Regions from separate parts of the Homo sapiens genome. Here region 2 is linked to region 1. Evidence: read pairs that join two places in POLR2A ChIA-PET (ENCODE). Cell type or tissue: MCF 10A. All regions are shown on one strand. Each heading gives the region's core, and the rest is flanking DNA. Links, peaks and the distances in the headings are about the cores only.

The links. ChIA-PET counts read pairs that join two places held together with the same protein. Peaks named below come from ENCODE experiments on the same cell type or tissue, not always from the same donor. Only the 100,000 strongest peaks of a DNase experiment are listed, where the experiment ranks them.
Region 2: POLR2A ChIA-PET joins it to region 1 with 5 read pairs; 5 of 35 experiments call an interaction of 5 or more read pairs at or near these places.

Annotation. Positions count from the first base shown.
Region 1 is chr11:12,978,826-12,984,204 of GRCh38, reverse strand. LINC00958 (long intergenic non-protein coding RNA 958) reads left to right here. Exons shown (of 2, transcript NR_038904.1): 2 at 3,206-4,671. Among named protein-coding and RNA genes, the nearest start is that of LINC00958, 8.0 kb to the left of the region's middle. In MCF 10A, for the core only: no CTCF peak of the experiment used is centred there; no DNase peak of the experiment used is centred there.
Region 2 is chr11:13,158,329-13,163,707 of GRCh38, reverse strand. No RefSeq gene overlaps it. Among named protein-coding and RNA genes, the nearest start is that of BMAL1, 120 kb to the left of the region's middle. In MCF 10A, for the core only: no CTCF peak of the experiment used is centred there; DNase peaks (open chromatin) are centred at 2,737 and 3,207.

The sequences.
Region 1 (5,379 bases), core at 110-5,109:
ATTTTGCTATGAAACATATTCCTTGATCAGAAGTAGTGTGGAGAAAACCATGACAGTCAATAATGTATTTTGCAATTTCATGGAACTGAGACAATAGCCTAGTATAGGGCATAATTTGCATCATCTGGAAGGCATTAGCACCCCTAGGCATGAAAGGACAAGGGGAAGAAAGATTGTTTCTGGGCCAAGTAAGAGCTAGAGACTCAGAGGAGGTACCTCCCTCCTACCCACCCTGGCAGGAGCTATGGCCACCAGGGACACAACTATCGCCTGAAACATGGTGCGGAAGTAGAGAGGAATCAGGAAAGAAGAAATACTTCAGTCTCCTTCTCCTGCTGCCCTTTGATCTCTAGCCAGTGCCTCCCTTTGTCTGAACCCAAAGGGAACCAGAGGGCAAAAAAGCTGTGGTGATGCTTCAGAGGGGCCAGGCTCCCAGAGCACAGAGTAGAGCAAAGGAAGGCAGGGAGTGGACATGGGTGGGGGTGGGGACCACCCTGCGAAAGAATTATTCGGGCAAATGAGATCTGGGCGGACTTTCTGGTAACTTTGAAGTCCTAAGTAGAAAACTGAAGGGGTTAGGGTTTCAATTAATATGCTCATTTCTTCTCTGTTGGAAAGTGGACTGGAGCCGGGAGTGAATGGCTGGCTGCATAGTTACTGTGGAAACCAAAGATCTGAAGGGGCCCTGTCACCCTTTGGACAAACACCGGCAGACTGGCGTGCATGTCTCCCAGGGACCAGGGACATTACTGCGAGTGATGTGCCAATCTGCAGTAGGGTGATCACATTCTAGGGATAAAACTAAATTTAAAAAATATTTACATTGGCAACTTGTCATTTTGGAAAGGGCTCAAGATCCAGAGTCAGAAACCTCTGTAATAAATGAGGAGCCTTCTGTTTCCAAGATGGAGAAGGGATGGGGAGAACGGTAATACCCACTTTGCAGGAATGGCAGAGGGATGACATGAACATACTCTGACATGAAGCTAGTGCTCAAGAATTGGTGGTTGTTAGTAATAAAACTGCATTTCAAGCAAGATTGAGAAGAAAGACATCCAGAGAAAATAGAAAAATGATGATATGAAACAACACTAAGGTTCTAAAGGGCTATGTTCCTGTCTTCTTTATCTTGGCAACCCTGGCACCGAGCCTAGGCCCTAACAAGGAGCAACCACTCACAGCTGATGAACGAAAATGACACAAAAACAATTCCAATGGGGATGAGGCCCCAAGGTCTGAAGCAGATGACCACATGTGGGATGGAGTTAACAAACAAGCTAAACTTGGAGTTTTAATTTAAGGATGCAAATACAATCTCATTCACATCTTTGGGATCTGAAGGAATGGGATTGAAGCTTAATATTGTTAGAGAAGCCTGAGATTGTGCAAAGAAAAACAGTTCATGAAAGACATGGACATAGAGGCCCTATATTTGAAGGTCTAAACACTTCTGAATCTAAGAGTAAGTACCCAGGTGGAGAGTAATGTAAGATAAGAGCATTACAGGACTGTATAGGAGTACCCCTGGGGCTACTGGCCCAGGGAGTCTGTGAACTGTTATCAACATAATAATTGCTAACATTTATTAAATGCTCACTACATGCCAAGTGCTTAAGGTAAATCACCTTTTTAGGTTCAACGTCAACCCTGTCAGGTCAATCCTATCATTCAGATTTTACAGATGTGGAAATCAGGGCTCAGAGAGGTTAAATAACTTACCTATGGTCAGCCAGCAAATAAGTGGTGGAACCAAAATTTAAGCCTGGGTCTTATGAATTTTGAGTGATGATCCTGGCCTCCTGGTATTCACACTGTGTGGTCTCCTACCCCATTGTTTGTTGGACCAATCGAATATGGTAAAAGTGACGACATGGCACTTCCAAATCTAGGTCCTGAAAGACATGGTGGTTCCTGCCTCTCTCTCTTGGGTCACTCTCTCTGGGGAAGATGACTGCCCTGTCATGAGAAAAGTCCCAATTGGTAGGGAACTGAGGCTTCCAGTCAACAGCCAAGCAAGGAACTGAGGTCTCTTGCTAAGCCACATTAGTGAGCTTGGAAGTGGATCCTCTAGTACCAGTCAAGCCTTTGGATGACTGCAGTTCCTGCTGTTATTCCACTTACAACCTCATGGGATACTGTAAGCCAGAACCACCAGCTAAACCACTCCCAGATTCCTGACTACAGAAACTGTGAGCTAATAAATGTTTGTTGTTTTAAGCCACTAAATTTGTATGCAATTCATTATGTTGAAATAGATAAGCAATACAATATTACAATAGCAACACAATCAGAAGCCTAATGTGTTTCTCAAAGTTCCAAAGTTTCTAATCTGGGCCTTGAAGGTTGAATGGAAGCTCACCTAGAAAGAAGAGCAAAGGACATAGCATGTGCAACAACTGGAGACTGCACTTCAGCATTTGAGATCCTTTAAATAGAATGCTTCAGCTGTGAGAAGAGTATGTGCAGGAAGCAGAAAGAAACGAGTAGATAGGTGTTGCTTATGTCATGTTAAGATGTTTGGACCCTGTACTGTAGGTAATAAGGAGCTGCTGACCAACATAATAATAAGCCAAGACAGTGAGGAGGATAGACTTTAAAAAAAACACATATAAAAGCACAGAGATGAATGCTTGTTAGGAGGCTGATGGCACTAGTGGGAGATGTTGAAAGTGTGGGCAGGGATGGGGGGAGCAGAGAGGAGGGGGACAATACATGGAATTGAATGGGCAGAAATACAGTGAGTTCAACACAGAGAGGAGGCCAGGCACAGTGGCTCAGGCCTGTAGTTCCAGCGCTTTGGGAGGCCGAGATGGGAGGATTGCTTGAGCCCAGGAGTTTGAAACCAGCTTAGGCAACATAGTGAGACCCCGTCTTTACAAAAAAAATAATAATAATAAATAGAAGAAATTAGCTGAGTGTGGTGGCACACACCTGTAGTCCCAGCTACTTGGGAGGCTGAGGCAGGAGGATCACTTCAGCCCAGGAAGTTGAGGCTGCAGTGAGCTGTGACAGAGCCAATGCACAACACCTGGGTGACAGAGACCCTGTCTCAAAACAAAACAAGCAAAACAAAACACAGGGTGGGTGGGGAGGAGACATGTGAGAGAGAGAACAGAGACAGAGACAGGGACAGACAGAGGTATGGCATAGATGGAGAGAAGTCCTTCACAAGGGACACTGATTTGTTGGTATTTTTATTTTCAAGCTGTAGACCAAGACCTGGAATTAACACATCAGAAGATTCTATGAGGAAACCCATTTAAAAATAGGATGCATTTTTTTCTTTTCTGCACAGGGAGAAAGTTTAAGCTCTCCTCACTATGAGTTTTCAAGTATAAAAGACTTTTTCTTCCACGATTTTGAGAACAACTGAGGACTCTTGTGACCAGGACAACAGGGAAGCTTGCAGCAAGATAGCTCCAGGTTGGATTCATGCTTCGCACCCCAAGGGCTGCCAGCCAGAGAGGAGGAGAAGCAATCACTCCTGCAGTTTCTGAACACTACACAGACGCCAGGTAGCTTCTTCAGGAGAACAGCCCTCTGAGGAGGCAGGAAGAGGAGGCTTATCTTTCAGCAGCCGGAGCTGCTGAGATCTCTGGGCAGATTAAGCTCTCTCTAATGGATGGGCTCCAGCCTGGCACATTCAGTGGAGAGGGATCCACTCATCCATCATCAACATAATATGGTCCTCCCTGCACTTCACAGTGTCCTCTTGCTATTGAAAAGGCTTTTTTGCCTTCTCAAGTTTCTTTGTCAACAGTCTACAGGAAGAAGCTCAGGCCGCCACCGGCAGAGGTGAATGCAAGCTCACGTTTTATTTCTGACTGCTTAATCATTGCCTCGATCACTGCTCAAGCTCTGCCTTTGTTTCCAAAGGTTACCTGTGGGAAAACTTCTTTTTCTATGCTGAAATTAATAGGGAGGCAAAGATGAGTCCACTGATAAGCAGAGCCTTAAAACTCACATAGAGAAACAACTTTGCTGGAGTGTGTGTGAGTGAACCACTAAGGAATCAGATAGTGTGATGGCAGTTATCATTGCAGGTTAAGACATTTCTACAAATATTTCGACATCTCCATATACTCACTCCTTTCCCCCCTGAGTGGAGAGACTCAGCTACCAAGAGAGGAAGCTCAAAAAAAACAGAAGCTTCAAACAAACAACCAACCAAAAAAAAAAAAAAACTGTGGGTTCATCAGAGGTGGTAGGGAAGACAAAAACATGGGAGGAGCAGCTGGGCACGGTGGCTCAAGCCTGTAATCCCAGCACTTTGCGAGGCTGAGGTGGGTGGATCACCTGAGGTCAGGAGTTCGAGACCAGCCTGGCCAACATGGTGAAACCCCATCTCTACTAAAAATACAAAAAATTAGCCGGGCGTTGTGGTACGCACCTGTAATCCCAGCTACTCCGGAGGCTGAGGCAGCAGAATCGCTTGAACCCAGGAGGCAGAGGTTGCAACGAGCCAAGATCGCACCATTGCACTCCAGCCTGGGCAACAAGAGCGAAACTCCATCTAAAAAAAACAAACAAGCAAACAAACAAAAAACACGGGAGGAGCAATAAAAAGGAATCCATGCTTTGATTTTTTTTTTTAGTGAGAGGAAGGGAAGGCTGCTGCCTCTCACTTCTCCCTGTTTTGTTGTTCTTTTAAGTAGCATGTGTCACTCTGTATATATCCTGTCCATGTGTTTTCTTTTATTATTATTTGTCCACTTGCCTAGAATGAAAACTCCATGGGAGCATGGCTATAGTGTCTTGTTCACTCCTGCCTCTCCAGGGCCTGAAACAGAAGTAGGTAGACAGAGCCTGAAACAAAAGTAGGCAGTCCATAAACTTTGCTGAAGGAATGAGTGAATGAATGAAGACCCCAAGGATGGACCTCAGGAAGGTGAGCCTGGGCAAAGGTTTTCAGTCCTAGTCCATCATGACCACATAGCTGGAATACACTTATTTCACTTTGTCACATGAATTAGAGATTCATTTGGGGAAACAAGCAACTGTTAGAGTTGCAGACATCTCTGAGGGGTAAATGGCTGTTCAAATCTTGCATCTTACCCTGATCCTCACTCTATCTGCTTTCCAAAAACATGGAGCTAAGATCCCAGCACTGAGAAGATGGGCATTCCTAGCAGGGGGCATTTAGGTGTAGACAGCCTCAGTGACTCCTGGGTTTAGGATCAGTGAGATAATCTCCAGTATCTACAGTGGGCAGGTGGAAGAGTGTCTGATGCAAACTGTATCTATTTACAAGCTTTCCAGACAGCTGGGCTTGTGCCTTGGAAATACAATAATATTTGTTTCTCCTCCTTCCTCTTCACTCCTTGGCCTCGTGTTCTGCAGTACTGGAACCTGGGTCAGATTTAGCTACCTCATTCATTC
Region 2 (5,379 bases), core at 213-5,212, 180 kb before region 1:
GGGTGCACACCCTCCATGGGTAAGTGTACTCATGGATATGTAGGAGTTTTCCAGGTCAAAGGAGGAGAAAGGGAGTTCCAGGCAGTGGCAGGAAGCATGCCATGCAAAGCCAGAGAGGTGAGGGGCAGAACATGTCTGGGAACTGAAAGATATTTGGTGTGGTTGGAGTTTACATGTGGGGAATGACAGCCTGTGACTCTGAAGCTGGACTGAGAATGGCCTGCATGCAACGGCAGTTCTTAACCTTGGCTGAGCATTGGTGGGGGAGTTTTAAAAATATTTATGTTTGGGTCCTACCCAGAGATTCTGATTGAATTGAACTGGCAAATGGCTTGGACGTTGGGACCTTAAAAGCTCCCCAGGGGACTCTAATGTGCAGCCAGGGCTGAGAACTGTTGCTTAAGGAGATGGAAAAATCATTGAATTATTTAATCAATTTATGTTTTCATAATATTACTTTGGCAGTACTATGGAGCTCAGAGACTGGTGGCAGGGAGGCAAGTGAGAGAGTAAGTACAAATGTCCAGATGAGAGAGGATGAAGGCTTTAAATAAGACATTGGCAATGAGGAAGGAGAGGAGGAACAAGATATAAGAGATCTGAGTGGATAGAATTGATACAATGGAGTGGGAGGAAGGAGAAAGAACAAAAACAGATATTCAGATTTCTTGAGTAAATACTGGTGTCATCACTGAAATGTGAAGCATAGGTGAAGAATAGGGTTGGTACATGATTAGGTGTTTGGAAAACAGGGGCGGAGACAATAAGTTCAATTCATCTCTTGCTGAGTTAGAGATGGCCATTTAAACCTTTCCATCTTTCAAGGTCTCGCCGTCACTTTATAGGCTTTTCCAGCTGCATGGAGAGTGAGGATTGGATTGTTCAATATCCATGCCAATCTTCTCAATGCTTTCTTATAATGCAGAGGCTGGAAGGGAAAGTCTGTATTTGCCAGACCCAATACAGCTAGAGTTCTGCATGAGATTTAGGCTCTGCCAATCAGACATATCCACATGAGATGCAAAAGGCAGAAGTGAAATACGGCGAGACAGAAGCTACACTTCATCTGTTTCAGGTGGCAAGCATGTTCATGCAGGCCTTTGGAGTTGGACTTTTGTTTGTTCGTTTGTTTTGTTTTGTTTTCCTTTTTTTTTTTTTCGCATTTGAACAGAGGTTGCACTGCCCTTCTCTTACTTTACAAAGGAAAGAGGGCACCTATCATCCATCCCAATTTTATTATAGGATTTTGCCCCAGAGTGAAAAATCCTCCTGGGTTCCAAAGAAGGGGACAATTTCAAATATTAGTATTTATGAAACCTCCTTTATTTGTTACTGGGCTTTATATCTTCTCCTGCCTAGTACATATTTTCATTAAGAGAAAAGTGTGGCTTTTAGGGAGGTGTGGCTTTACACATAGGGATGTTATAAATTCAGATGTATTGTAGAGTGTTACAGGAGGGAGGAGTGACACTTTTCACTTAACCACTTCTCTGGAGCAAATATTATCAAGGAATGCCTTACTTCTGACAGCAAATCCTGTTAGAATACAGCAGAGAGTGCAGGTGAGAAGTAATAGAAGCAGCTGGGCCTGTCTCCTCTCTAACCAATACACACAGGGCAAGGCTCCAACATCTCTCTCTCTCTGTCTCCCTCCTGTAGATTTAGAATGCTCAGCATTCATAAAAATCATGCTGGGAAATATTCATTTCCTAGGAAGTGTGCTCTCTCTGCATTTTCTTTATTTTTTTGCAAAGGGAAAGAGCTTGGAGATAACTCTCATTCATTTGGTCTTGGTCCATGTCTCATTTGCATGTTCTGTATTTCAAGGAAAAGGAGGTGATAAGTTTCATGTTTAACTTAAAAAACAAACCAACGTTACCTTTTTTAAAGTAAAAATAACACATAAGAAGTGAGAAGTGTTTTATATTATTGTGAACACTTATCTAGACTCCTTTTTGTTTGCTTTTACCAAAAGATTATCAGATAAATTGAACACCTATTTCACTGGAAATAAAAATAAATAAAACCTTCAATGTAGTCTTAGTTTTGCTGCGGAAAAGATATTGAGTAATAAGTTTCTTTAAAATAGGTTAAAATGATATACTAGGTTAAAATACAGTATGTGGAATGAAATGAAAGTCGAAATTTAAGAAGAGCAAGCAACAATGTTAAATGTTTGTCAGCTAACATAGATTTGCATACATACAGTACTTCATAAGACTATGGTGGGAATTGAGGTGTAGAATATTTACATCCCACTGGATACATTTACAATAATCATATGTCAGTTTAATTTTAAAAATTAATATGGGCAATGTACCATAAATTACATGATTTGCAGCTGCTTAATGATGAAATATTATAGATGTCAACTTAAAAATGTGCAAATGCATATAGGTTTTCAAAATTCTTTTAGAAAGTATGACAGTAAAAGAAAAATGTGAAGACCACTTATACAAGGACAAGTCTACAGAGCTTCTTGACAGCTTCAACCCACTCCCCCTTCCACCTCACTGACCCTGGAAAGAAGAGTCTGGGTGGGATCAGGGAATGCAAATTAACTTTAACATTAGCCTGAGAAAAATGCCACTGGAAGCACCAGCCTGCTGCGAGGACCATTATTCTGATACATCCCACACTAACACAAAAGGAGAGACTCCAGGTCCTTGGCTGTATGATTCACGCCTACAGTCCCCTCTCTCAGGCTAATCCAGACTTGACAAAAAATGAAAAGTGTGGGCATGTCTTGTGCTGGTATGTCTCACACACGTCACTACACCATTTACACACGGCTGACTTTACTGCCATTTACAACTTTCAGGTACAAGCAGGAACATGCTAGTCTGTGTATTAATTGCTATTTGGATAAGTGTTCTGGGTTTATGAATAGCTGCATATGATGGAGAAAGTGAAAAATGGGTCAATGACATGCTTTTCTTCACCTTTCTTTTTTCTGGCTTTGGTTCTCAGCTCAAAGCTTCCCTACTTTACCTGCCCACATTGGCCACATCTGGCTCTTGTGAATTAAAAGCTTTTAAAACCCAGGAGGTTTCACTCACTAAGGCTTTTAGAGTGGTCTCCAGGCGATTGTGGCCTCAAATTGTCTGCCTGTCCATGATTTAGAAACCCCACTGAGATTCTGCCATCTTCAAGTCTTTGTTAGAGAGCCAAAGCCCTCCAGGCAGCTTCCCAAGACGTCGGCACCTTGGCAACGCCCTGGTTTGAACACGATTTTAATAGCAACTAATTCCCTAGGCTGTGGCATTGCCGCAAGTGGCTCATCATTTTACAGGCAAGTTTCAACAGTCGTGTAACCAGATGAGAATATTTTCCCAAACAATAGGGTTGTGACAGAAAACAACTAAGGCATGTCAGGGGGACAGCTGCAAGGTGGGTCACAAATGGAAAATGGGATGAATTATCTACTTTCTGGAGTGATTACTTATTTAAATCTGTAATAGTTTCTAAGGGAAGGGAGTTGTTTGCAACTATGGGCAGATTTTTTGGAATATTTGTAACATGCAAGAAGGAGTTTATATTCAAGGAAAATAGCTGCCAGTGGGTGTAGATTATTAGAAGAATTACTCTCCAGTTCCAACCCAAGTTTTGAATGGAAGAAAAAGTCGCTACCCAGAAGCTCTGGCTGGACACACTGGCCTGAAGCAGCAAATTCATCCCTTGGTTTTGATATGCTATCATGTCATCCTTCCCTCTGCACTGTCATCTGCCTGAAGGATCATTGAAAATCCTGATGCTGCCTTGGGGATTCTGATGATCCACTGGTTCAGGATTTTGCCCCATGAATCCTTGTCCTAATGTACCAAGGACTGTGTGCCCAAGGATGGGATGTTTAATTTCTGCAAAATCGATCTCTAAAATATATGGTACTACTCAAACACCTGTCATTTACCTTATAGCCCATTATAAACTAACTCCCAAGTTCATTTAAACCCACATAGACTCTAGTTGAAGGTTCAGCTCAGGTTACCTCTAAAGATATGAAAGCACAGATGACATGTACGAAGGGATGCTCACAAAAAGGCCACCCTTTATTGCATTCATTTCTCATGACAGTAATCACTACTTGAAAATGTGTTTGTGGCATGCTCTTTAAACACAGCAAAGTGAATTCTCATTTTAGGGCTACTAAGTGAATATTCTTATCCCCATTTCTCCAGGTGAAGATGATGATTAAATCAGAGTTGACAGAATTTTCCCCCAAGTGACTGGCTTCTACGAAGCAGAGCCTAGTTCGTCTGACTCTGAAGCCTGGGTCCTTTCCACCACATCCACTACATTTGCTGCCATTAACTCTTCTTTTCCTGAACTTGGGTAATAAGTCCACAGTCCTAACCATGTGCCTTGTGATTTTGTAGACTTTGGCAACATCATCTCTGAGCATTTCCAACAATAGAGTCCTGTTTGTCTTAGAATCGATGGGCAGGTAGGGACTCAGCTGCAACTTCTCTCAGTTGCCCTTCTCTGGAATTTCTCCAGCTCTGCCAATTTTTCCTTGAATTTTGATGGCCAGGCCTGCAACAAGTTCTCCAGGGGCTAATGCCCACCCCACTTCTGGTGCAAGGATAGGAGCCATCTCTTGCTTGTATTTTTTTTTTTTGCTTTTTTTTGCTTTTTTTTTTTTTTTTTTTTTTGAGATGGGAGTTTCCCTTTTGTTGCTCAGGCTGGAGTGCAATGGCCTGGTCTCGGGTCACTGCAACCTCTGCCTTCCGGTTTCAAGTGATTCTCCTGTCTCAGCCTCCCAAGTAGCTGGGATTACAGGCACCCACCACTACGCCTGGCTAATTTTTGTATTTTTTAGTAGAGACAGGGTTTCACCATGTTGCTCAGGCTGGTCTCAACTCCTGACCTCAGGCAGTCGACCCACCTCAGCCTCCTAAAGTGCTGGGATTACAGGTGTGAGACACCGCGTCCAGCCTCTTGCTTGCATTTTAATTTCCAACATTGGCCACAAAATTCCAAAATTTTTGAGCTTGAAAAAAGCTTAGTTGTCATCTATCCCAATGGTATTCACACTTAAGTATGCAACAGACTCATCTGGGGGCCTTGTTATCTATTAGCTAGCTATTGCTGTGTAACAAATTACTCCAAAAATTAGCAGCTTAAGATAACACACATTCTTGTAAATTTGTTTCCCATCAACAAGTGGGTTAAGGATATGAACAGACACTTCTCAAAAGAAGACATTTATGCAGCCAAAAGACACATGAAAAAATGCTCACCATCACTGGCCATCAGAGAAATGCAAATCAAAACCACAGTGAGATACCATCTCACAACAGTTAGAATGACAATCATTTAAAAAGTCAGGAAACAACAGGTGCTGGAGAGGATGTGGAGAAATAGGAACACTTTTACACG